Linked DNA regions of Homo sapiens: all the other regions are linked to region 3. A link is a contact called in ENCODE Hi-C or POLR2A ChIA-PET data. All regions are on one chromosome and are shown on one strand. Each heading gives the region's core, a stretch centred on a gene start or an enhancer-like site at or near the end of the contact. The rest is flanking DNA. Distances are from core to core; before and after follow the strand shown.

Evidence for each region. A loop is a pair of places that touch in the nucleus more often than their neighbours do. ChIA-PET counts read pairs that join two places held with the same protein, here RNA polymerase II (POLR2A). Pooled maps may share reads with other maps.
Region 1: a map of PC-9 shows a loop between it and region 3 (13-fold over the local background). The contact joins the enhancer-like site here to the promoter of NOL7 in region 3. A Hi-C loop is called at or near these places in 2 of 168 maps with a recorded cell type or tissue (PC-3 and PC-9) and 5 of 50 pooled maps.
Region 2: a map of OCI-LY7 shows a loop between it and region 3 (3-fold over the local background). The contact joins the enhancer-like site here to the promoter of NOL7 in region 3. A Hi-C loop is called at or near these places in 4 of 168 maps with a recorded cell type or tissue (IMR-90, OCI-LY7, mammary epithelial cell and 1 more), 3 of 37 single-sample maps with no recorded cell type and 14 of 50 pooled maps. POLR2A ChIA-PET finds 5 or more read pairs at or near these places in 9 of 52 experiments (AG04449, Caco-2, GM12878 and 6 more).
Region 4: a loop to region 3 is called in a pooled map, with 3 times the contacts of the local background. The contact joins the enhancer-like site here to the promoter of NOL7 in region 3. A Hi-C loop is called at or near these places in 6 of 50 pooled maps. POLR2A ChIA-PET finds 5 or more read pairs at or near these places in 5 of 52 experiments (HEK293, OCI-LY7, T-cell and 2 more).
Region 5: a map of endothelial cell of umbilical vein shows a loop between it and region 3 (10-fold over the local background). The contact joins the enhancer-like site here to the promoter of NOL7 in region 3. A Hi-C loop is called at or near these places in 1 of 168 maps with a recorded cell type or tissue (endothelial cell of umbilical vein), 3 of 37 single-sample maps with no recorded cell type and 6 of 50 pooled maps. POLR2A ChIA-PET finds 5 or more read pairs at or near these places in 3 of 52 experiments (AG04450, H1 and HepG2).

The regions. Positions count from the first base shown.
Region 1 is chr6:13,870,492-13,875,097 of GRCh38, reverse strand. No RefSeq gene overlaps it. Among named protein-coding and RNA genes, the nearest start is that of RNF182, 52 kb to the left of the region's middle. RefSeq lists a silencer at 1,027-1,166 and an enhancer at 2,280-2,862. Within about 2 kb of position 1,482, at least 11 of the 41 ENCODE cell types and tissues checked have a DNase peak (open chromatin) inside an H3K27ac peak, as active enhancers do; they include PC-3 and PC-9, where a contact is called at or near this core.
Region 2 is chr6:13,353,598-13,358,335 of GRCh38, reverse strand. It overlaps GFOD1 (Gfo/Idh/MocA-like oxidoreductase domain containing 1), which reads left to right. Exons shown (of 2, transcript NM_018988.4): 2 at 1-506. LOC105374936 (a long non-coding RNA gene) reads right to left here. Exons shown (of 3, transcript XR_926496.3): 3 at 4,596-4,715. Among named protein-coding and RNA genes, the nearest start is that of TBC1D7-LOC100130357, 27 kb to the right of the region's middle. RefSeq lists a silencer at 2,631-2,720. Within about 2 kb of position 2,740, at least 12 of the 41 ENCODE cell types and tissues checked have a DNase peak (open chromatin) inside an H3K27ac peak, as active enhancers do; they include GM12878, OCI-LY7 and mammary epithelial cell, where a contact is called at or near this core.
Region 3 is chr6:13,612,079-13,616,778 of GRCh38, reverse strand. NOL7 (nucleolar protein 7) reads right to left here and starts at 1,444. Exons shown (of 8, transcript NM_016167.5): 1 at 1,155-1,444; 2 at 1,007-1,067; 3 at 258-316. The coding sequence starts at 1,420. It overlaps SIRT5 (sirtuin 5), which reads right to left. Exons shown (of 10, transcript NM_012241.5): 10 at 1,621-4,700. LOC124901263 (a long non-coding RNA gene) reads left to right here and starts at 1,577. Exons shown (of 2, transcript XR_007059461.1): 1 at 1,577-4,700. RefSeq lists an enhancer at 2,062-2,231.
Region 4 is chr6:13,260,252-13,264,326 of GRCh38, reverse strand. The region is part of intron 10 of PHACTR1 (phosphatase and actin regulator 1); the gene reads right to left. Among named protein-coding and RNA genes, the nearest start is that of TBC1D7, 66 kb to the left of the region's middle. Within about 2 kb of position 2,771, at least 5 of the 41 ENCODE cell types and tissues checked have a DNase peak (open chromatin) inside an H3K27ac peak, as active enhancers do; they include OCI-LY7, where a contact is called at or near this core.
Region 5 is chr6:13,302,292-13,306,781 of GRCh38, reverse strand. TBC1D7-LOC100130357 (TBC1D7-LOC100130357 readthrough) reads left to right here. Exons shown (of 9, transcript NM_001318809.2): 7 at 255-384; 8 at 1,595-1,720. The coding sequence ends at 1,681. TBC1D7 (TBC1 domain family member 7) reads left to right here. Exons shown (of 8, transcript NM_016495.6): 7 at 255-384; 8 at 1,595-1,831. The coding sequence ends at 1,681. Among named protein-coding and RNA genes, the nearest start is that of TBC1D7, 24 kb to the left of the region's middle. RefSeq lists an enhancer at 3,632-3,681. Within about 2 kb of position 2,906, at least 33 of the 41 ENCODE cell types and tissues checked have a DNase peak (open chromatin) inside an H3K27ac peak, as active enhancers do; they include endothelial cell of umbilical vein, where a contact is called at or near this core.

The DNA.
Region 1 (4,606 bases), core at 233-2,732, 260 kb before region 3:
TCTTGCCTCTGCATTTGCCATGTGAGATGCCTGCCCGGCTTCAACTTCTACCATGACTGTGAATTTCCTGAGGCTCCACAGAAGCTGAGCAGATGCCACTATGCTTCCTGTAAAGCAGGGGTGTCCAATCTTTGGGCTTTCATAGGCCACATTGGAAGAAGAATTGTCTTGGGCCACGCATGCAATACACTAACACTGACGATAGCTGATGAGCTTTAAAAAAAATTGCAAAAAAGTCTCATAATGTTTTAAGGAAGTTTATGAATTTGTGTTGGGCCACATTCAAAGCTGTCCTGGGCCACATGAGGCCTATACGCCACAGGTTGGACAAGCTTGCTGTACGGCCTGCAGAACTGTGAGCCAATTAAACCTCTTTTCTATATAAATTACCCAGTCTCCGGTGTTTATTTACAGCAATGCAAGAATGATCTAATATAGTGCGTTTAAAATATTTACGAGAGTGGATTTGTCTATTTTTCCTAATAGTTCTGTCCATTTTCCTTGGTATACCACAAAGCTCTGTTATTAAGTGCACGCAAGTATTCTCTCTTCCTGCTAAATATGTTTTATTATTATGAAGTGGCCCTCTGTACTACGGCTAGTAGTGTTCTGTCCTAACATTGGGATTTTCTGTGTTAAGCTACAGCACGGTGCTCGTGTTAGTCCTAAAATCCAGCCTGTAGACACAGTGAAGGGCACACCTATAAGAAGACTTCCGTTTGTGTGACGGAGGATTACACAATAGTTGTCAGACGGTGGTCCCTGAACCAATTCTATTTCAGGATTCTCGGGATTCAGGATTCTCAGCTCAATCAGAACAAATACGTAGCAGTTTTCCTCTTCTTATTGGTAATTTTAATGACTCTTACTTTGTGGAACTCTCCCCCTGGGTGCCCTAGGAGCAGCCCGGGAGGAAAACCGAAAGCTAATCTGTTGTAGATGCAGGCCCTTCAGGTAATTTGAGCCCAGCTGAGGGGTTGTCGTTTCACCCAGCCGTGCAAATGGTGCAAATGTGTCCTGTTGAGTCGCCCTGGCTTCCGTCACTGTCCAGGTGGAAGCCCCTCCCCGGAGCAGCGCGGGCCGCAGGCCACCCCCTCGTGCCCTCGCCTTCGCCTCACCGGCGCCACCTGTTCTTCCTCCCTTTCCTGCGGGTCCCAGCCGCTGGTGCCCTCTGGTGGCGGCCCTGCTGGCCTTGTCGTGTGACATGCGGGGGGCGTCGTGAGTCTACTGGCTTTTGCGTCGCGTCCTCGGGAGGGGTAGGACCCCCTCAGGCAGTGAGGCCACCTCCGCCCCCTCCCTCCCTGCGAACGGGTGGAGCTGCTGCTTCGCTCTGCAGAGCCACGCCCCTTGTCCGTGGCTGAGACCCTGACCCAGGTGCAGGAGTTCTCCACAGAAACCAGAGGCGATCTCACTCCCGCCCTGCCCTCCGACGTCCCTCTGCCTCCCGCCAAGTCCCTGCCCATCACCCTGCGAGTACCGGGCAGCTTGGCGAAGAGCCAGCAGGACCGCAGGCCAGGCTCTGCCCGGCCCGAGGGATCCTACTGGGACTTCGTGGGAGGGACGGGTGGAAATTCCCAGATTCACAGGAAAGGCACAGGGAAGGCAGAGTTGCCACTTCATTAACTCTGTTCTGCAAAAGAAAACTCACCTGCTCTCTCTCCGGTTAGCTTGCTTCCTCTCTTCTCCCCTCCCCGCCCTCTAATCTCTCTCTCACACGCACACACACACACACACACCGGAAAAGAGGGAAAACCAGTTTTCCTCTTTTTCTCAACTGTCTCACCTGCACAAGGCCACTGTATTAGTTTGCTAGGGCCACCGGAACAGTCAACACACTGAGGGGCTTAAACAACAAAAATTGATTCTCTCACAGTTCTAGAGACTGAAAATCCAAGATCAAAGTGTTGGCAGGGTTGGTTTCTCCCAAGACCTCCCTTCCGTGGCTTGTAGATGGCCACTTTCTTGCTATGTCCTCATGGTCTTTTCTCTGTGCCCCAGGACCCCTGGTTTCTCCATTAGACATCACATATTGGATTAAGGCCCACCCTAGTGGCCTCATTTTACCTCAGTCACCTCTGTAAAGACCTTATCTCCAAATATGGTGACATTCTGAGATACAGGGGTTGGGTCTTCAACATATAAACCTGGGTGGGTGGTAAGGGGAACACAGTTCAGCCCATGAGAGTCACCCTGTTGCCTAACCACTGGTGATGGGGAAGGAGTGGTGTAGGATCAGAAGAGGAAGTTTAATGTCTGAGGTTGTTGCCGGAATAAACACATCACATTCCCCTGTTACCCATATTTAAGCCCTCTCCTTCACAAATACTGGTGTGACACTCCCGCTTAACTGCCTCACCTGGATGACAATAAACTTGTTCCCAATTGTTGAGCACTTGAAAAACAAAATGTGGGGGTCATGGGGAAATGAACCTTTCCCGTACAGTAGAAATTGCTTCCTTGTGTGCAAAGAGATTGAACCAGAAGTATAGACAGGAGGTTAAAAAGTCCCTGGAATCACCCTCAGCAGAAGCAAAGAAAAAAAAAAATGAAAGCCAAAGCCAATGCTGCTGGAGCTGCCTGAAACCCCAAGACCACACCTTGAATATGCTGTTGAGAGGTGACAGCGTACTGGCAGTCCTCACAGCCCTCACTCGCTCTCGGCACCTCCTCTGCCTGGGCTCCCACTTTGGCGGCACTTGAGTAAGCCCTTCAGCCCACCACTGCACCCTGGGAGTCCCTTTCTGGGCTGGCAAAGGCCGGAGCCGGCTCCTTCAGCTTGCAGGGAGGTGTGGAGGGAGAGGAGCGAGCGGGAACCGGGGCTGCGCGCGGCGCTTGCGGGCCAGCTAGAGTTCCGCGTGGGCGTGGGCTTGGCGGGCCCCGCACTGGGAGCAGCCGGCCAGCCCTGCCAGCCCCAGGAAATGAGGAGCTTAGCACCCAGGCCAGCGGCTGCAGAGGATGTACTGGGTCCCCCAGCAGTGCCAGCCCACCGGCGCTGCTCTTGATTTCTCACTGGGCCTTAGCTGCCTTCCGGCAGGGCAGGGCTCGGGACTTGCAGCCCGCCATGCCTGAGCCTCCCACCCTCTCCGTGGGCTCCTGTGCCGCCCAAGCCTCCCCGACGAGCGCCGCCCCCTGCTCCACAGCGCCCAGTCCCATCAACCACCCAAGGGCTGAGAGGCGCGGGACTAGCAGGCAGCTCCACCTGCAGCCCCGGTACAAGATTCACTGAGTGAAGCCAGCTAGGCTCCTGAGTCTGGTGGGGTCGTGGAGAACCTTTATGTATAGCTCAGGGATTGTAAATACACCAATCAGCACCCTGTATCTAGCTCAGGGTTTGTGAATGCACCAATGGACACTCTCTATCTAGCTACTCTGGTGGGACCTTGGAGAACCTTTATGTCTAGCTCAGGGATTGTAAATACACCAATCAGCACTCTGTATCTAGCTCAAGGTTTGTAAACACACCAATCAGCACCCTGTGTCTAGCTCAGGGTTTGTGAATGCACCAATCGACAGTCTGTATCTAGCTGCTTTAGTGGGGCCTTGGAGAACCTTTATGTCTAGCTCAGGGATTGTAAATACACCAATCGGCACTCTGTAGCTCAAAGTTTGTAAACACACCAATCACCACCCTGTGTCTAGCTCAGGGTTTGTGAATGCACCAATTGACACTGTATCTAGTTACTCTGCTGGGGCCTTGGAGAACCTTTGTGTGGACACTCTGTATCTAGTTAATCTAGTGGGGAGTGGAGAACCTTTGTGTCTAGCTCAGGGATTGTAAACGCACCAATCAGTGCCCTGTCAAAACAGACCACTTGGCTCTACCAATCAGCAGTATGTGGATGGGGCCAGATAAGAGAATAAAAGCAAGTTGCCCGAGCCAGCAGTGGCAACCCGCTCTGGTCCCCTTCTGCACTGTGGAAGCTTTGTTCTTTCACTCTGCAATAAATCTTGTTACTACTCACTCTTTAGGTTCACGCTGCTTTTATAAGCTGTAACACTCACCTGGAAGGTCTACAACTTCACTCCTGAAGCCAGCAAGACTGCAAGCCCACCTGGAGGAATGAACAATTCCAGACGCACCGATTTAAGGGCTGTAGCACTCAGCGCGAAGGTCTGCAGCTTCGCTCCTGAGCCAGTGAGACCACAAACCCACCAGAAGGAAGAAATTCCAAACACATCCGAACATCAGAAAGAACAAACTCCTACACGCGCCACCTGAAGAACTGTAACACTCACCGCGAGGGTCTGCGGCTTCATTCTAGAAGTCAGTGAGACCAAGAACCCACCAATTCTGGACACACTGTCACACTGGACATTTTTTTTTTGCTACCGTAAGGCTCTGAGAAGCATTAATGAGAATTACAGATGCATTTGTTCCAAGGAAACTTTTCACTGAAGTATAACTCATAGCAAGCTTAACTGCTCACCCCCCCACTCCCCAGACACCCTCCAGAGTATCTAGATCTTCACTACTTTTGACTTCTTGCAAAACTACTGGAGCAAAACCAAGATAGACAGCTTTTATTCATGTATCTCACAGCACCATAACTGAAGATGTTTTGGTTCCCATTTATCCTGAGTGAACCTATTTAAAACACAGTAAATG
Region 2 (4,738 bases), core at 1,491-3,990, 260 kb after region 3:
ATATGTATGTATATGTATAAAACCAAACTTATATATATAAGAAGTCAAGGCATGTATACTAGATATTTTAAAGAGTTATTTATCAAGGGAAAAAGATGTGTGTTATAAAGTAAACAGAGTCTATATTTTCTATATAATGTAGATAGTCAAACATAGCTTATAAATTATAGGAGGTTTTGGTTTTCTTTTTTATTATTAAAGGAAAAAAAGAAGAAAAAAAAAGACAATGAATGCAACTGTTCTTAGTGTTTTTAAGGCCAAACTACTGTGGAAGCTGGGAGGCGGCCCTCCCTGCGGGCCTCCAGCAGCCCTGTGCCTGCCGCTAGGAGCTCCAGAGCTGATGCCCGTTGTGATCTCTGCGATGCTCGATGCTCGGAGCCAGCGGTCAGCATCACTCAGCCAGCTGGCCTGTGCCGCTCTGACGTGGCTTCCAGCTGTTCTCCGCAATTTGCATTGGTGGGATAAAGGAATGAAAAGGATAAATAAAGATTTAAAAGAAAATACAATTCCAGCTCTTTGCCTGTTTTTTACACCCTGCTGCTCTCAATATAGGCGCCTGATCAGTTTGTGGGATCTGAAGCATGAATGGGTGCATCCAAGGTAGAGGGGTGTGGGTGCCTGTGGTGTTTGTGTGTGTGCTGGGGGAGGCTGTTCATGAGTCAGCATCCATGAAGCTGAACAATGGAAATCAACAGACCTACAATTTTGATTGAAAACCAACGCGTGTGGGAACTGGAGGCACTTCAAAGCCATCTGGTTCAAACCCTCATTTTGGAAATGTGAAAATGAAAGGCAAGTAACCTACCTATGGCCTCTGGGTATGTGTTTGTGTGTCCAAAGCTAGTGTGGACAACCAAAGCTAGTGTAGACAACAAGAGGATGAGAACATAGCTCTTAGATTGGGGGAGCAAATTTTAGAATTCTCTAGAATTCTCTAGTATTTTAACACTGTAACCTAATACTTCACACCAAGCACTGAAAAACAATTTTTTTTTTTTTTTGATACAGGATCTTACTCTGTCACCCAGGCTGGAGAGCAGTGGCATGATCACAGCTCACTGCACCCTCTACCTCCTGTGGCTCAAGCGATCCTACCACTTTAGGCTCTTGGGTTGCTGGGATTACAGGCACATGCCACCACGCCCAGCTAATTTTTTTTTTTCTGTATTTTGTAGAGATGGGGTTTCATCATGTTGCCCAGGCTGGTCTCGAACTCCTGGACTCAAGCGATCTGCGTGCCTCAGCCTCCCAAAGTGCTGGGATTACAGGCATGAGCCACTGTGCCCAGCACTGACCATTTAAAAGAGCGTCTTTGCTTACTTCCTTCTTAGCAGTGTTTAAGGGCAACCATCGCAGATTGAGCTCAGCCTAATTTCAAATTTGCATGACATAGAGTGTTTTATGGAGGGGCTGGCCTTTCCTTTCTATCTTTTGCTGAGTCTTAGAGAATGCTCATGAATGTTCCTTCTGGTCTATGGTTTCCCCTTCACTTAAAAATAAGAATTAATACTGCAAAATCTGAAATCTCATTCACTCCTTCATGAGCAGGTCCTGATATAAATACATCCAGAATTCAGTCCATCTATTATGATAACATTGTAGCAACCCCCTGTATCCACATAGATTATTGTCTTGAACATATGACATTCTCATACCACATGATTCTGCAGTAAATCTAACAGCAGTTCTAAATAAGGCCAAAAAGGAGAGTGCTTTGTCAAAACTAAAAGCACCATCCACCCAAATGTGAAGTGTCATCACGATGGCATCCATTCCCCTAAGTTTCTTTCAGCAATGTGACTTGAGAACCAACCCTCAATGAAAACTCGAATCTCCTAACCAGTTATATAAATTTTAAATCTAGGAGCTAGTTCTTCTTTCATGGATTTTGGATTCTCTTTGTGATGTTGGTTTGTCTCAATTTAGTCCCATTTCTTGCTTTGTAAACCTGCGATTATATGCCTCCTAGTAAACCACATGATATGATCAGCGCTGCTTTCATAGTCTCTGAACTGTTGCTTAAAAAGAACAGATATAATTGCATGGTAAGTCATTCAGGTTGCTCTTTACTGGTGAAATGAAGAGAAACCTGGGTGTCCTCTGATGTCTGTCTATACACCCCACCTCCCTGATTCACAGAACCATTTTCCGGTTTCACTTCTTGCTTCTTTTATCTTGTGCATTTTTAGCACCTGTTGTGACAAGCCTGGGTGACTCGATCTAAAAAATGAAATGACTTACAATTACTGTAAGAATGAATTACAGATACATGATGTATGCACAACTCTGTATAGAAATGAAAACAAAAATAACTTCACCTCACTCTAATTCATAGGCTACCATGTTATTGACCCTTATTTACCTAACTTTTGCTTAAGCAGGAAAGATCCCTCTGCCTAGATATCCCCTGGGCTTGGCGCCCTCACTCCTCCACCCCAGCCCTTATGCATTTGGCAGTAGTAATGGCCCCTGCAGGGAATGTTGTCCAAGAAGTCTAGATGATAGAGATGAAGAAGGCACATCACTTCACAGAGTTTATGCCAAGTCACCGCCAGAAGCGCAGTGTTACAATTTACTTAAGCCAAGACTGCTACAAAAAACTGATGCAAATGGAAGCTATTCAAAATCCTTTGCCTTGTGCATTCAAGTTGAGGCTCCCTTTTGAATCCTATCTCTGAGTCTACATCTGCTGGGTAAATTCCTGAACGATGACTTGAGCTGTGACAGCTTTTGTAGCATTGCTGTGGTCCAACCACAACTCTGTAAGATAAACTACCTAAGCTGGTTGTTGGACTTCCTCTAAAATGTCATTCTAATTATAGAAACACCTTTCTTTCCTGATTTTATACAGATTCTAATCACCTTAACTGCTTCTCTTCAGCCATGAATGAAAGCGAAAGATTAAGTCACTTTTAGAAGCCTTCTTGGGCAATTATAGATTAATTCATTTCTCGCTCATTGAAGGGACTCAATCCTAGAACAACAGTCTGGAATACATGTGTATGTATGCCCCTTTGTCTCTGACCTGCTCATCATTGGCCATCAATGCCCTGGGAAGGAGGGACCCTAGGAAGGCCTGAGGGGCTGCACCTGATGTGCAGGTCATGTGCACAGACCCCACAGGTTCAGGCTCAGTGTTGAAATTCCCTATGTCATTAACTCCCTTGTAGGAAGGATGAAAGGGTCTAGATCAGATTTAAGTCAGACATAGGCTATTTGAGGCGCCTGTGGGAATGGCAAATCACTCCAGACTCCTCAGAAGCAAAGGCCAAGCAGGCCTGAGAGCTAGTGAAACTCCAGGGAGAGGAGCAAGACCAGGATCTGCGCTTTCTCAGCTTCCCAAAGCTGTCTGTCTCGGAACTAACAAATGAGGCTGACTCTTCAGAGTTCTAGGCCAAGGGATCCGGACTTGACACTCAAGTTTCTGCCATGAAGCAAAAGACAGAGCTAGCCTGGAAAGAGCAGCTCTGTATCACTCCGGCTGTGAAGTGCTAAAACTCGACATCTCCCTGAGGAAACAGGAGAGAAGAAAGGATGGAGAGAAAAAAAGAGAGGAAGGAGCTGGCATTAATGGACCAGCAAGGGAAGGAGAAGGGAGCAGGAAAAGCGGTAGTTCACGTAGGGTAAATTAGATGAAGGGGAACAAACAGCGAAAGGTCAGAGGGCTCTGCACTTAAAATAAGGAAGCTTGTGAAGATAAGTAAATGTTGCCTGAGATATCTGAAGTAGGGTTCCTCTTTGGCTGACAAGCCTTAATCTGCACTCTGGAAACAGCTTGTATGAGGAGGAGGACGGCAGACAAGGAGGAATGAGGGAGGAATTCTTACAGGAACCATCTGGCTGAGTCACTTTTAGGGCTGTTCAAAGCTACCCAACTGTTGACATTTCCTGGAAATTCTTTAATGCCAACAATTGTGTTAAATGAGCAACATCCTTAAGACCCCGAGTGCACCTTGGATCCCCTCGTCCTTTCTTGTTGCGTTTGCGATTTGCAAATCCCCTGAACCTGAAGTCTTCAAGGATTCAGCATCTGCCATTTCACCATGTGTTAGTCCCCTCCCTGGGCCCCTTCAAACACACTCTCCACTCAGAAATCTACCATTTAGCCTTTATTTATTTATTTATTTATTTATTTTTGACGCACGCACAAGGCTTCTCACTCCTCCTCAGCTTTCAAAGAATCCACCCACTAGGCTGTCACTTCAATCTGCTGTCTCCTCCTGCAGCACAGAATTTCTGAAGAAAGTCCCCAGGTGAACCAGCCTGGCCAGCAGAAATGGATGCTCACCCACTCCATCTAGCCCCTGGCCTCTGCTCTCCTGGACTCCCTGGCTCAGTCCTCAGATCAGTTCCGGAACTTCTCTCCTTAGGTTTCCTGTAACATCCGGGTTTCTCCCTTACTTGCTTAAAACAACCTCTTGCTTTCATTCATCCATTCATTCACTCTGAGGCCATCTGAGGAAAGCTTCCTTACCTGCTTTCCTGATGACCTAATATATGCTGTACCCACCTACTTCCTCTTCCTTGAATGGGGAAACCAAGTCACAGGGAAAGATACATCTCTCCCTTCTAATGCTGGATCTCATTCCTTACAAGCCTGCTCTCATTCTCCACCTCCAATCTCTCTGTGTCCATTCTTCTCTTCTTTTCATCCGTCAGTTATGCCAGTGGCTCCCAGCCTGGAGTATGAATCTGGGGGCAGGGGTGTCTCTGAACTTAGGTGGGGAAAAAAATGCAT
Region 3 (4,700 bases), core at 195-2,694:
GGCAGTCAACAAAATGTACTGAATGAACACAATGGGATCAGGAATTCAAAAGCTAGCTATGGGAATGAACAAAAATAAATGGTAAAATAAGAAGTAGAACGTTACCTCCGTCTTTCCCATCAAATTCATATACCAAGGTAGCTTTTGAATTTGGGTTCTACAATTCCTTCAGTTATATGGATTCAAATAAATGTACCAGTATATAATTCAAAGATGGGTGTATATAAGCAAGTAATATAAAAAGATCCATTACTTACTTAGTCTGTGAAGCTGTGGTTAACTTCTCCAAAATAGTGTCTGGAAGGAGTTTTCTTTTCTTTTGGAATGAAAACGTTTAAAATTAATAGAAAGTCATGTACATAGTATGTCCGGAGTTGCTTCTGAAGTTACCGCTTTTAAGAATGCCCTACATCTAGGCAAAGAAATGAATTAGGCTGGAAACTGCCCCCATACCTCTAAGCTATGGGAAGACCGGGTCCACAAAACTCCACATTCTCTGAAAGACTTGATGAAAACTAGAAAGGGTGCCCACGGTATTCTAACCCTCAGGTCACTGTTATAAATTGAAAGCAGTTAAGTAATGTCTGCCTGGAGCCAGCTCTCTGTGTCGAGTATCAGACAGCAAAGCAACCATACACTAAGTCTGTACAGCCCTTACAGTTTACAAATCACCTCATTTAATTCTCACAGCAACCTCTTATTTTCAGTTGGTGGACACTAAAGGAGACGAACTTTTTTTTTTTGAGACAGGGTCTCGCTCTGTCGCCCAGGCTGGAGCGCAGTGGTGTGATCTCGGCTCCAGGCAGCCTCGACATCCCGGGCTCCGCCCACCTCGTCCAACTAAAGTACTGCCGCGCCCGGCCCGAGCATCTTTCCACCACTGTCAGAGGCAATCTTGGTGACTGTTTCCCCACTCCAATATCCTGCCAACCCAAATTACATCCACCATAGGAATTCTCCCTGAGCCGAGTTGTTTTAATAAGACACCTCCTCCCTAGCCTCTAACCTTCTGTTCGATGAACAGCTCCTCGCGTCGCTTCCTCTTCTCCTTCAGGAGCGTTTTATCCCTGGGAGGAAGGGTGATAAGTCAGCAAAGGGAAGGACAAGCGGGACGAGAAAGGGCGGTTCTCCCCGCCGGGCAGCGGGCTCCGAACCTGCGCACGGTCTCCCGCACTCGCCGCTCCTCTTCTCTCGCTTCCGCCTGGGCGCTGGCGAAAGTCAGCTCCTCCGGGGCCTCATCGTCAAACTCATCGTCCCCTTCCTCGTCTTCCTCCAGGGGCTCGGCGGCCGCGCCGCTGCTGGGCTGCCCGAGCAACAGCCCGTGCTCCGCCTCCTCCTCCTCCGAGGCCAGCTGGCCCTCGTCCACCATCGCCTCCGCCGACGCCGGGGCGCGAGACGCTCGCGGTCGGAGCTGCACCATGGCCCACGCAGCGCTAGACCGTCTGACCTCTGACCCGGAAGCAGCTACAAGCGGAGCGCAAGCCTACTTTCATCGCCCCCTGCAGGTTCGGAGGTCCTCAGGACGGGTGGGGCGCATGCGCGAAGGGAGGAAGGGCGTGGCCTGTAGGCAGTGGGCGTGTTTCTTTCCACGTGGCCAGCGCAGGCCGCCTTGGAGCCGGATGGACCCCACGGAAAATGCTCTGCCGGCGAAAGCGGCTGGCAATGGGGTTGATTTCAAGGCAGGGAAGAGCCATCGCGCTGCCCTCCTCGGCTGGGATGGCGAGACAGGGCTGGCACGGCTCACGCTGTCCGGTGCTCAGAAAACCGGTAATCGCGGGCCCGAGGCGCTGCTCGCCGCCGTTTTTTGGCCCTGGGTTCCGTCGAGTGGATCCAGCTTGTCAGTCTTTGTGTAGATTTGGCTGCGTTCGCTCCGCACTTCGGAGGAGGTGGCGTTTCATGGGAAGAAATGCGCTCTAGCAGATGGCCGCCGTGGCCAGTCAGCCCTGCTGCCACCGACGAAGACGCGGGCGACAGACCTGGACTCTAAAGAAATCTGCACAGACGTGCCCGGCGCCCTCGGCCTTCCCAGCTCCGCGGCCGCAGCGACGCCGGTTAGGATGTCGGCCCTGTGGGAGGGGCGCCCTTCCTGGTGCCGGGCCCTAACCCACGACCTGGAACAGCAGCTGGCCCGTGGCAAATGCTGAGCATATCTCCTGAAAGAATGGCTTCGCCGGTCCCTAGAGAATGCACCCGAGTTTTGTGGTATATACACATACGTACTTTTTTTCCAAGTATATTTTATTTCTTGGCAAACATGGCCCTTTGTGATCGCTGTGTTTCTCTCCTCCCATCCATTATACAACACTAAGTGATTCATCATTCTTTGAACAAATCAAACTGTTTCACACCTGCCATGCATTTGTACCGACCGTGCTCTTCCCTCTACTGCCGCAGCCCCCCAGGTAGAAGTCCTTTTTATACTTCAAAAATTCCCACCCAGGCAAATTTCAAGCACCTTACCCCTACCCCATCCCACTCTGCCCATCTCTAATTGCGCTGGTCTGAACCCGCACAAATGTCTGTGTAGTTTCTGCACTTCATAACAGCTTATATGACAGTTGCTCCAGCCATTCTGTGAACCCCTGAGGGGAAGGGCCAGGTCTTGCTAGTCATTTTATTTCTAATGTCTATCATCTGGTAGATGTTTAATAAATGCTAAGTTGAATAATTCTATCTTACACATATATTGTATTTTTAATTCTCTTTTCATGTCTTCTGTTTTAGAAGCAATTCTCAATTTAAAAACGACAAAACCAAATAGGAACAAAAATGATAAAACTTGAAAACAACAACAACAAAAAAAGCTGCTGAACCAGAGGTTCAGTATGAGAGGAATTGCAAAGAACAGTTTTGAAATCTCTAGGCCTTAGTCAGATAGAAATTACAAATCAAAAATATAATCAGACTCCCTGAGACACTAACACTAGGAAAATGAATAAAGTTAACTTGGAGCAGCCCAAGAACAAACTTATAAGTGCATGATGGTATTTTATGTGCAAAACTGCTTTATAAGTACTATAAGACTATTACAGGTATTACCAGTGCCCTCAGTGTAAACTCCTTGGCCCACCCATGTAAAGTGTACATCGAGCCCTCAGGGTCCCTGACTGGTTCTCCAGCCGCCCCATAGGCTATGAGCATCCCCGTTCCCTACACAAAGGACCACTGGGATTTATTAAAGGTTATGCCTTGCAATGCAGTACAAAGTTTTATATGATAGTGTCTTGTTGCCTGTTTCTACAAAAGCCAAGGGTGTAACATTAAATGCAATTTTGCAAGGGGCTGAGGTGATGTGGTCCAAGTATGTAATCACTTCAGGGAGCCATATGTGACCTTCATACACTGTTGATAATGGCCATGCCTCCCAGTCAGGCCTGTGACACCTGCTGGACAGCAGGCATTCCAAGGCCCCTAAGCACTGAGTTAGCTGGTAAAGGTTAAGGAAAAAGCTGTATTCTTACTACTTTACTCCAAGGTAGTAAAGTGTATGGAAGATGTACCTGACAGAAATAACTTAAGCATCCCCTGAGAATGACCCTGTATGGCAGATGCATCTGACAGCAATAACTTAAGAAGTGAGGGTTGCCACGTGGAGGCTGCTGAGGGGAGGGTGCTGAGTGAAAGTGCTATGTAAACTGCATGCTTTTTATAAGTGGTTGCAGTTCTGTCCAGCCCGCGGCCACTGGACCACCCTGTAAGGTTCCCCAAATAAACCCTATGTTTCCTTCACTAGCTCCAGGTCTCTTCTTTGGCCTCTTGAACCTGGTGCCATCCCTACTGAAGTTAACAGAGGTCTGGCCCAACCTAAGGGCATCATTTTTTAAAGTCCCATGGAAAAAACTCCCAGCAGAGTTCAGCATCTGGGAACGGTTGGCAGGCCCCACAGGAACCACAGCTTCTGCCTTTATGATGCTGAGAAACACTTCACTGTTGACTTCCCCCATCTAAGGGGGCCAGAGCTAAATTTTGGGCAGCTGTGTTTATCCTGGGGGTCCACATATTTGCATCATTCTTTCTTCTCATCGTGATGTTCTACCTTGTTGGTACTGTTCTCTTCCTTCTTTGTGTGAGTTCCTGTTGTGAGCTTCCCCTTGTTCACTGAGGTAATGTAGCCAAACAAGGTTAAAAAGCCCCCAGTAAGCCGGGTGCGGTGGCTCATGCCCGTAATCTCAGCACTTTGGGAGGCCGAGGCGGGCAGATCACCTGAGGTCGAGAGTTTAAGACCAGCCTGACCAACATGGAGAAACCCCGTCTCTACTAAAAATACAAAATTAGCTGGGTGTGGTGGTACATACCTGTAATCCCAGCTACTCATGAGGCTGAGGCAGGAGAATCTCTTGAACCCGGGAGGCGGAGGTTGCTGTGAGCTGAGATCGCACCACTGCACTCCAGCCTGGGCAACAAGAGTGAAACTCTGTCTCAAAAAAAAAAAAAAAAAGTCCCTAATAAAGCCATATCGTGGGGTAATGTCTTTATACAATAAATTACCTACTGTAGAGTGTGATTTTATTTTCCACTAAAACTTGTGCAAAAATCAGAATAGTAGGGTTTTTACCCCTTGACTTCTACTTTGCCCAGATAACAAAAATATAATCAGAATAACTATTTTTTTTAGACAATCTAATTTACAAAATTTTTCCCTCCCAATAACCAACCATACACATCAAAGATACCTCACGTTTCAGTTCAAACCAAATAAT
Region 4 (4,075 bases), core at 1,522-4,021, 350 kb after region 3:
AATTGGTAGTGCATGAGTCCTGAGAAGGTAGGAGGGCTTGGGATCCAAGGGATGGAGGTAGCATTATTTTTGAGTGGAAGAAGAACAGCTCTTTACTGGGACAGCAGGGAAGCAGGACAGAGTGGGTTGCATGTAGATTTGCAATGTTCCGTATTGGAATTATAGAAGAGTTCCCAATTGATAGCTTTTGCTTATTCTTTCAAGTTGAGATACACTGAAGATGACTTATTTTAGTTTAAAATTTTACCATTCACTGGGAGATTTGTCTTTGATCAGAGACAAATTCACAAACCCAAAGCATAAAGCTCCAGCTTTGGAATTCTAGTCATCAAAATTTTCGGGGGACACCCAGGGCATCTTGCCATCTTCACCAAGCAAAGCAGCCATCTGCTTGGCTCATTTTATGATCGATGTACCTGGTGCATCTCTTAAGTACTGGTTAACATAGAAAGCTGAGCAGCAGAGCACGACGACGTGGTCACCTGTATGAATCATCCCAAGGAGCTGCTAACTCCAAGAATCAAAGTCAAGATGCCTCCTGAATATACTGTATCTCCTTTGCTCCCACCTTGCCAGTAGATTTAACTAGTTGTATCTGATTAAAACTAACATTAAATTAAACAAAATTCCTGACTGTATATCTAAACGTGATCACTTTGCTAGGTGTCAAAGGCAATGATTTTTGGAGATAAATTTTTACATAAAATGAATCATCCAAAATTAAATGTTTAATGTACTTTCAAGGGATCTTAAGTAGCTTTGCTACTATATATGTGACCCTGGTTTATAAAATATGTCTGAGCAGCAAAATGGTTTCCATGCCTCAAATGGTTTTTTCTTTACCATGGACTATGGCTAAATGATTCAGTGAACTGAAAAAATCTCTGGGTTCCTGTTTAAATGCCACATGCTATCAAGTGCTGTATGTGAGCCTTCTATTTTCTTTAAAAATTTAAGAATGGATCTTGCCTTTTTTTTTTTTTCAGTCTGAACAATGCTGTCTCTACTGGTGACCATAAGAAATAATCAAATAAATTGAAGTTTTCTTTTTGCATGGAAAGACTGAAAAAAAAAAAAAAAAAAAAAAACACTAAAAGCCCAAAATAAAGGACACTTCAGTTTTGACCTTGGAAAAAGAAGACTGGTAGAGAATGTAGTGGCAAGATGCTTTAAATGTATGCAGAGCAGGCAGCATTGTCTTTGCACATTACAGCATCTCCCTAGAGAAGTGACAAAACCCTTGTAGGTTTTGTTGGTCTGACTTGTTGAGGCTGACAGAGATTAGTTGTGCTGCACAGAGCTAATGGGCTTTCTGCCGTTTCCAGAACACCAAGGTCACAGCTTTCATTAGCATTTACAACTGCTTATTGTTTTGAGGGCCTTGATTTTAAAGTCTGGATCTCTGAAACTGTATCTGCATTTCAGGACAAAGGAAAAACAGAATTAACTTGGGTTTTCTGCAACTCAGCACCAGAGAAAGGTAACTGCATTTTCAGACAGATGGAAAGAGGAAATGCAAAAGTCCTCACAGAGAATGACAGAAAATAAGATCCTCTCTCCAAAAGTAGGAGGAGATGGGGTTTTCTAACAGGTATCCAGAAGTGTAGATGGGCTTGGTGGGATCAGGGGAAAGGGAGAAGCACTGAATTCTATCCCCTCTACATCCTTTGGAAACTTCCTCCTGAGAACCTATGAGTTCCATGAGGATTGGGGCATTTCTGTCTGGCCTTGGTTATTACTACATCCCCAGTTCCTAAGAGAGCATAGAGAGCATAATAGATGCTCATTTAGTAACTATTTAACCCAGATCCCACCAGTTCAGATGCCACACATGCTCCTTGGATGATCTCATCAACACTCATGACTTCCAATAGCATCAATATGCTGATGATTCCAAAATCTAAACCTCCAGTCATATTTTTGAGTTCCTGGCCACCTTTCTAACTGCTGTCTTGTACTCCTATGGGCCATCAGACTTAAAGGGTCCCAAATGAATTAACTCATCTTCTTCCCCCATACATCTTCCTCTCCAAGTGGTCTTGTATGGAGTCCTAGTGAGATGCCCAGGCCATGAAACTGGGAATCATCCTGTCTGAACTTCACTCTTGATGGCCAATCAACCACCAAGAGTCCTATATCCAAACCATCTCTGATTCCATCTACCACCACCTTGGGGAAGCAGTCCATCAGCATCTCTCCCAGTTGCTGCCAGCCTATCCCACTCTGGTCCTCCTCCAGCCCATACAGAATGATCTTTCTAAGGGACCGATCTGATCACACCACTCTGTGCTTGAAAAGTAAGTATGCCTTTACAGTGCTCACAGGACAGAGTCAAAACACTCAGTGTTCTGAAAGATTCTTCATGATCTGGCTACCTGCCTGTCAAGAATCTGCCCATTCTGTCCTTCACCCAGAATGATCTCTTCTTGGTTCCTTCCAGATTTGCATGCCCTTCCTCATAGCCTTACCATTCTTTTCCTTCCTCTTTGTCTGTCTAACTGACAATAATCCCTAACGTTACAGCTTAAAGCTTCAGTATCACTTCCTCTGTCTGCAAATCTCTTGGTTTAGGTGTCCTACAGTGTGCAACAATATTCCTGCATGTTCCATACCCCAGTGCTTGTTTTACTTTCTTTTATTGCCTGTCCTATTCACCAGACAACAAGGCTTACACTCTGTGAGGCCAGGGCCACCTCTGCCTCACTTAGACAACCAGGGATAGCTTCCTGTCCATAGAATCTGAGCAGGTGCACAGAACACCCTCCTACTCCACCCCTGCACAGAAGGGCTTCCTGCTTGGGGTTTAATGCTCTGTTGCCATTTCAAACTTTTCAATATTTTTTTATCTTTTGAACAAGGAACCTCTCACTTGTTCACCATGACATCTGCAGAGCCTAGCACAGAGTCTGGTAACTGGAGATGCTTAATGTTTGTGAAATAATTAAATGGATGCTACTTGGTGACTTTTCCTTACCTTTAACCTTTACCTCTTTCTTGGTTCTTTCCTTAGGGCAAACAACTGTATTCTCCATTAGAAATAAAACTCTTTAAAACAACAACAAACGAACAAAGCTGTCCTCCTACGCCAGCCTCTTCCTCCAGCTCACCCCTCTCACCTGTCTGCTCTTGGCTGCCAGACCTCTCGAAAGGGTGGTCCAGGCTCGAGGTCTCAGTAACTCTCCAGTCTGGCTTCTGTTCACACAGCTTTACTGTGCTGGTTCTCAGCATGGGTGATTTTGCCTCCTAGGATGCATTTGGTAATGTCTGAAGTTATTTTTGGTTGTTGCGATTGAGAGGGTGCTGTTGGCATCCGGTAGATAGAGGCCAGGGTGCTAAACATCTTCCAATGCATGGGACAGCCCCCACCACAAAGATCATTCAGTCCAAAGCATCAACAGTGCTTAGGTTGAGAAGCCTTGCTCTACTGAATCAATTCTTGATAAGGTCATCGATGATTCAATTGTCTAATCCAGTGGCCTTTTGGAGCCCTTATTTTACTAAACCTTTCTCTATTATATGATACCTTTGACTAATAGTCTCATATTTCTCTCTTAATATTTCCTAATTCCTGCTACTCAGCAGATCTCAGGTGTGATAAAAGCCCAGGGGTGCCCTATCCTTCAGAGTGGCTTTGGGCAGTATGATGCATGCCAGTCACCAGCTTGGGTCAGCCTGCTGTTTAACAAGTGTGAGATCTTGAATGAGACGGCATTCCTCTCTAAGCCTCAGCTTTTTCATCTCTGTGCGATGGAACAAAGAGAATACTTTAACTGCCAGTCCTGGTCAAAATTCTTAGTATTTTAGTGCTAAGAAGGGGCAGAGGAGAAGTTGGGAGGCGGGGAGGACATAGCTTGGTTGTTTTACTCCTCTGCTACCAGCCTTCCACCGCCTGACATTGCGCTAAGAATAATGCTTGAATTCACTCCACACCACAGCCTGGCCACAATGCCTCATTTACCTTCACTCCCTTATTCACAGTAGGACAACCCAGTAGCACATTCACAGTTTAGGGAAGCTGAGATGCCTCCTCTGATTCTACCAGGCAGAGGTAGTAGTTCTGTCTATGGAGTTCCCC
Region 5 (4,490 bases), core at 1,657-4,156, 310 kb after region 3:
TTTTGGTAGATTCCTAGTGGAGCAGTAATTTTTAGTAAACTTTCCTTTCTCCTTCTAGTGCTGATTGTATCTAGAATAGATTTCAAATGGCTTCTGTATTTTGTTGTTGTTTTGGTGATTATTTCATAAAAGTTGTTCTTTGAAGCTTTTACATAAAATTGGAGCAATTTGATTTTATTTTGTAATTTGAGATGTCTAGGCTAAACATAATTCTGAAACTCATATAATTTGATTATATCTCCTTATTTTTGTAGGGTTTGGGATAAAGTTGTGAGTGGATCCTGTAAGATCCTAGTTTTTGTAGCTGTCGAAATTTTATTAACCTTTAAAATAAAAGTTATGGCACTGAACAGTGCAGAGAAGATAACAAAGTTTCTGGAAAATGTAAGTGTGCTTTGATTTGATTTTGAATCTGGAAATGAAGTTACCTTAGCAAGTCAGATTTTCCTGTTACATTAGATTATTTCAGAGAAATAATTACATGATTTTAGAGAAATAATACCTTAGAATGTTTCAGAGAATAATTATAATAATGATTATTTTAGGGAAATTATTTAAGAGAAATAATAATTTGATTTGATTTTGAATCTAGAAATGAAGTCACTTTAGCAAGTGAGATTTTCCTGTTACATTAGATTATTTCAGAGAAATCATACAGTGTATTTTTACATTATAAGAAACACTTTTCCCTGAAAAAGTTTGGCCTAAAGTTGGCCTGAGGGTTAGTTTGCATCCTGTCTTTGGGAAATGATGGTCTGAGACCATCTCGTGAATGTGTCCACTTAGAACCAGAGTCTCATCCTCCATGTGACTATCAGCAGGCATGTCAGGAAAAGGAATAGGTGGGATCTGTCATTTTACAATGAGTAATTTTTGTCAGTTCAAAAGGGGTTCTGTATTTTGGAGGATTTTGTAAGCCATTTCATTTCTGTTACTGTCTCTGGTGTAGTCCCAGTTGGGTTTATTAATATACAGTATTAACCTAGTATATTGCTGAAAAAGGCAATGGTAATGAAATTAACTTTTCCCTCGCTATGTATCTTGGAATACCCTTTACCAGGCAAGAAGTAGGATTAAAGAGACTTATGCCTGAATGATTTTCACAGAATCCAAAATCTATTCATTTTTAAAATAGTATTAACATTTGAAAAATGGCCTGGTAAATTATAATAAAGTACTGAGTCAATATGCGTTGAATAAATGAATAATCATCATTATAACCAGAGGTGGCTAGCAGTGCGAAGCCTGTGCTAAGTATTTTCCATGGGTTACCTCATGTCCTACTGTGAACAGCTCTGTGAAGTCAGGCTATCATTTCCCCCATTTTAGAGATGGGGATCTGAAACCCAGGTAGCTTAGGTAACCTGCCCGGGGGTGCACAGTTAGTGAGCAGTGCAGGATTTGAACCCAGGCAGGCTGACACTGGAGCCCTTTCATGTCCTCAGGTAGCATGTGACGCAAGTCTTTTATGCTGTCACTTTCTGAAAAACAGTGCAAACTCCCATGGAAGTGGATTTCATGCCACAGCGAATGAGGGAAGACACTGAAGTTGTCAACACTGAAATTTCACAAAGACTGATTTGCTTGCCCACAGATTCCCCAGGACAGCTCAGACGCGATCGTGAGCAAGGCCATTGACTTGTGGCACAAACACTGTGGGACCCCGGTCCATTCAAGCTGAACGCACCCGCTGGTTGTGGACCGTCTGCCAGGCACCACAGTGAGCATTGTGTTCTTGGCATGTGATCTGGGAAACTGATTGAATAATACACTTTTCTTGCTTTGGTGCTCAAAGTGGTTTTTTTCCCCCAATAAAATTATTTAATTGAAATGCCTGGTGTTGCTGTGTTGGCGAGCAGCATCTTGCAGTTACATAGAAATGTAAAGTTCATCTCTGAATAGCATTTCAAAAGGGTTGTTAGAAAATAGCTCCCTGATTTTAAAGCGGTTTAGTCAGGGTGAGTGGGTGTGTTAACCAGCAGTGCATAACTAAGCCTGCCCTGCCTGTCTCTAATTAGCACCAAGCTAGTTACTTTCAAGGTCTGTTTCTAGAATAAGAGTGACTTCCTTTTGTTGACACCTCAGATTTGGCTTTTGTTGATGCAATACGTGTTTAAATCCAAGCCAACTGCCTTCTGAGGCTTCATCTTGCTAAACAGGCTTTAAACAATTCCTTACTCTTTTTTCTCTTTGGGCCAGTTGGAATGAAACCATTATTGAACAAAATGTGTTTGAATTGCTCCTAGGAGCAAGTACTTGTTGGATATTTTGCTGCACTCACATTTTTCTTGATGGGGTGTTAAATGTGGGATGTTAGGGTGCACTGTGCCACGCACTAAAGCAGTGAGAGAAATGGCCGGTGAAGGTGAACAGCTCATCACCCCTGGGCCACCTTGTGCCACGTAAATGGCATGGCCACTCTTCACTGGATAGTTCCCGGCTTTGGGAGTAGTGAGTGAAAGGGGACCCTTTGTTTCACACCGGTTTAGCCTTCAGACCTGCAAGAGCCTGAGTGGTGAGTTGGATTTTCCACCCACCCCCTAAAAGACGAGGGCAGCTATGAACTTATAGAGGTACAATTCTGAGAATTCAGGCCCTCCTTAGTGTGTGAAATATCTGTTGAAAAAAAGTTCAGAGAAAGTGTGAGCTGTTGAAATCTGCTGCTTCTGAATACTAACATATCCAAGAGTATTTAATTTTTTAAAATAAAAATGCACTCCAAAGAAAAACCTTTTAAAGCAAAATTGCTGCCTAGAGTTAAAATTTTAATAAAAAATGACTTATTGCCAACCATTTATGCCGGAGCCAGGCAGGAGCGCTGGTACTCTTAGGGAGCAGGAAGGCTTAGGGGCTGAAGTTCCTCTGACTTCGCTGCTTTGGCTGGAGGCCAGCTGATCTGAAACGAAAGACTCTTACTGTACTGCTGAGAGATCTAAAAATAAATATTCTGCAAGTATATTCTGTCAAACCCAGTTTGGTAAAACCTTTCTGGCTGTAGGGTGTGGGGCGGCGATTTTTTCTTGAAGTTAGTCAATCTGAGAGTTTTTATTAAAACACTGATTGGCGGAATGATTTTTTTAAGGCCCATCCTGAGAAAGTGGTGGATGGAGAGGATGAGCATCCAGTTTCGCTTCATAGCAGAATTTCACTTTGCTGAGAGCTGAGTGTTTTGAAAATGTTTGTGCCTGCTGTCTTGGGTGAGGAGCGCAGTTCCTGATAAAAATACATCCATATGCCTTTTCTTCAAAACATTTTGTCAGGATACTGCAGAATTTTTCCTTCATATATTACAACCCACGGTTCCTGTCACAGACTATTGCGGCTAAAATGTGAGATTCTTCCTCGCCCTTGGAAAGCTGGAATTTAACATGATCAAATTTAGTTTCTGCTCTTTCCCGTCTAGAGATTTGCCTTAAACACAGATGAGAGAAGATCTCAGTCCTCTTGGCCAGGAGAAAGGAAGGCCGAGGAAGGTTGGAGAGTGTGTGTGTGTTGGGGGTGTGGCTTTGGCCTGCTGACAAATCGAATGGATGGATTGCGTCGAGGTATAATTGTGTAGAGGATTGTGTGTACACAGGCTTGTGTGTCAAGGCTGTTTCAGGAAATGAGGTCAGGGTTCATGAGAATGAAGCACTTTCTTTGTTAATGGAAAGTTCGCCTGAAAATTATGAGGCAACACTGAAATCATATGATGCGCTGAAGGAGCTCCGAGGACCTTCTTGCACTGTAGCTCTGGGTATGACAGGCACTTGCCCTGTCTTGAATTGCATAAGTTTCCTGTCATGTGGTTATCACGTCCCTATGGTGACTCAAGGTTTTGGTGTTTTCTGTCTGAAAATGAAGAACCTGGAGGGAAGCCAGTGGGGATGAGGAGGGTAAGCAAAGAGCTTAGATGCCCAGGACCAGATCCTAAAATGAGTCACTGGCTCACATGGCCCAAGTGACAGCGCCTGCTCGAGCTCTGTGACCGTAAGCAGCAGAGTGACATCCCAAGTTCTCCAGCCAAGGCAGCCTTTGGGGAGCCTGGTGAGGGGTGTGGGGTGTGGACAGTGAATCTGCCCGGGTCACATAAGGTCAGCAGCCTTTGTCTTTAGCTGGGTGTTTTGGGTCTAGAAGGGCCAGAAGGTGCTTTCCTCTGCCCTTGACAGAGAGGGAAAGGAGTGTGGGAATTTGGGGAGCAGGAGTTGGTGGCATCTCCTCTGTTGGTGAAAACAAAGAGCCGTTTCTCCTTGAGACTGTGTGCCAAATGAAACTGTCCGTGGCTCTTGGCACAAGCCGTGGCTCCTAGATCAGCTGATGTTCCTCCAGAGCTGGCACCAGTTTGAGTAGGAGGGAGGGGTGATGGATGGCGGTGTGGAGAACAGAGGGTGGTAGTGATTTCTGGGGGACCACGGTGGGGGTGCTGGCCTTTCATGGCTTTCCCGACCAGTCGCCCTTTCCACTTTGGTCCCTCTGTCAGCCTTGCCTTGGGGAGGTTAAAAAGTGAGTGG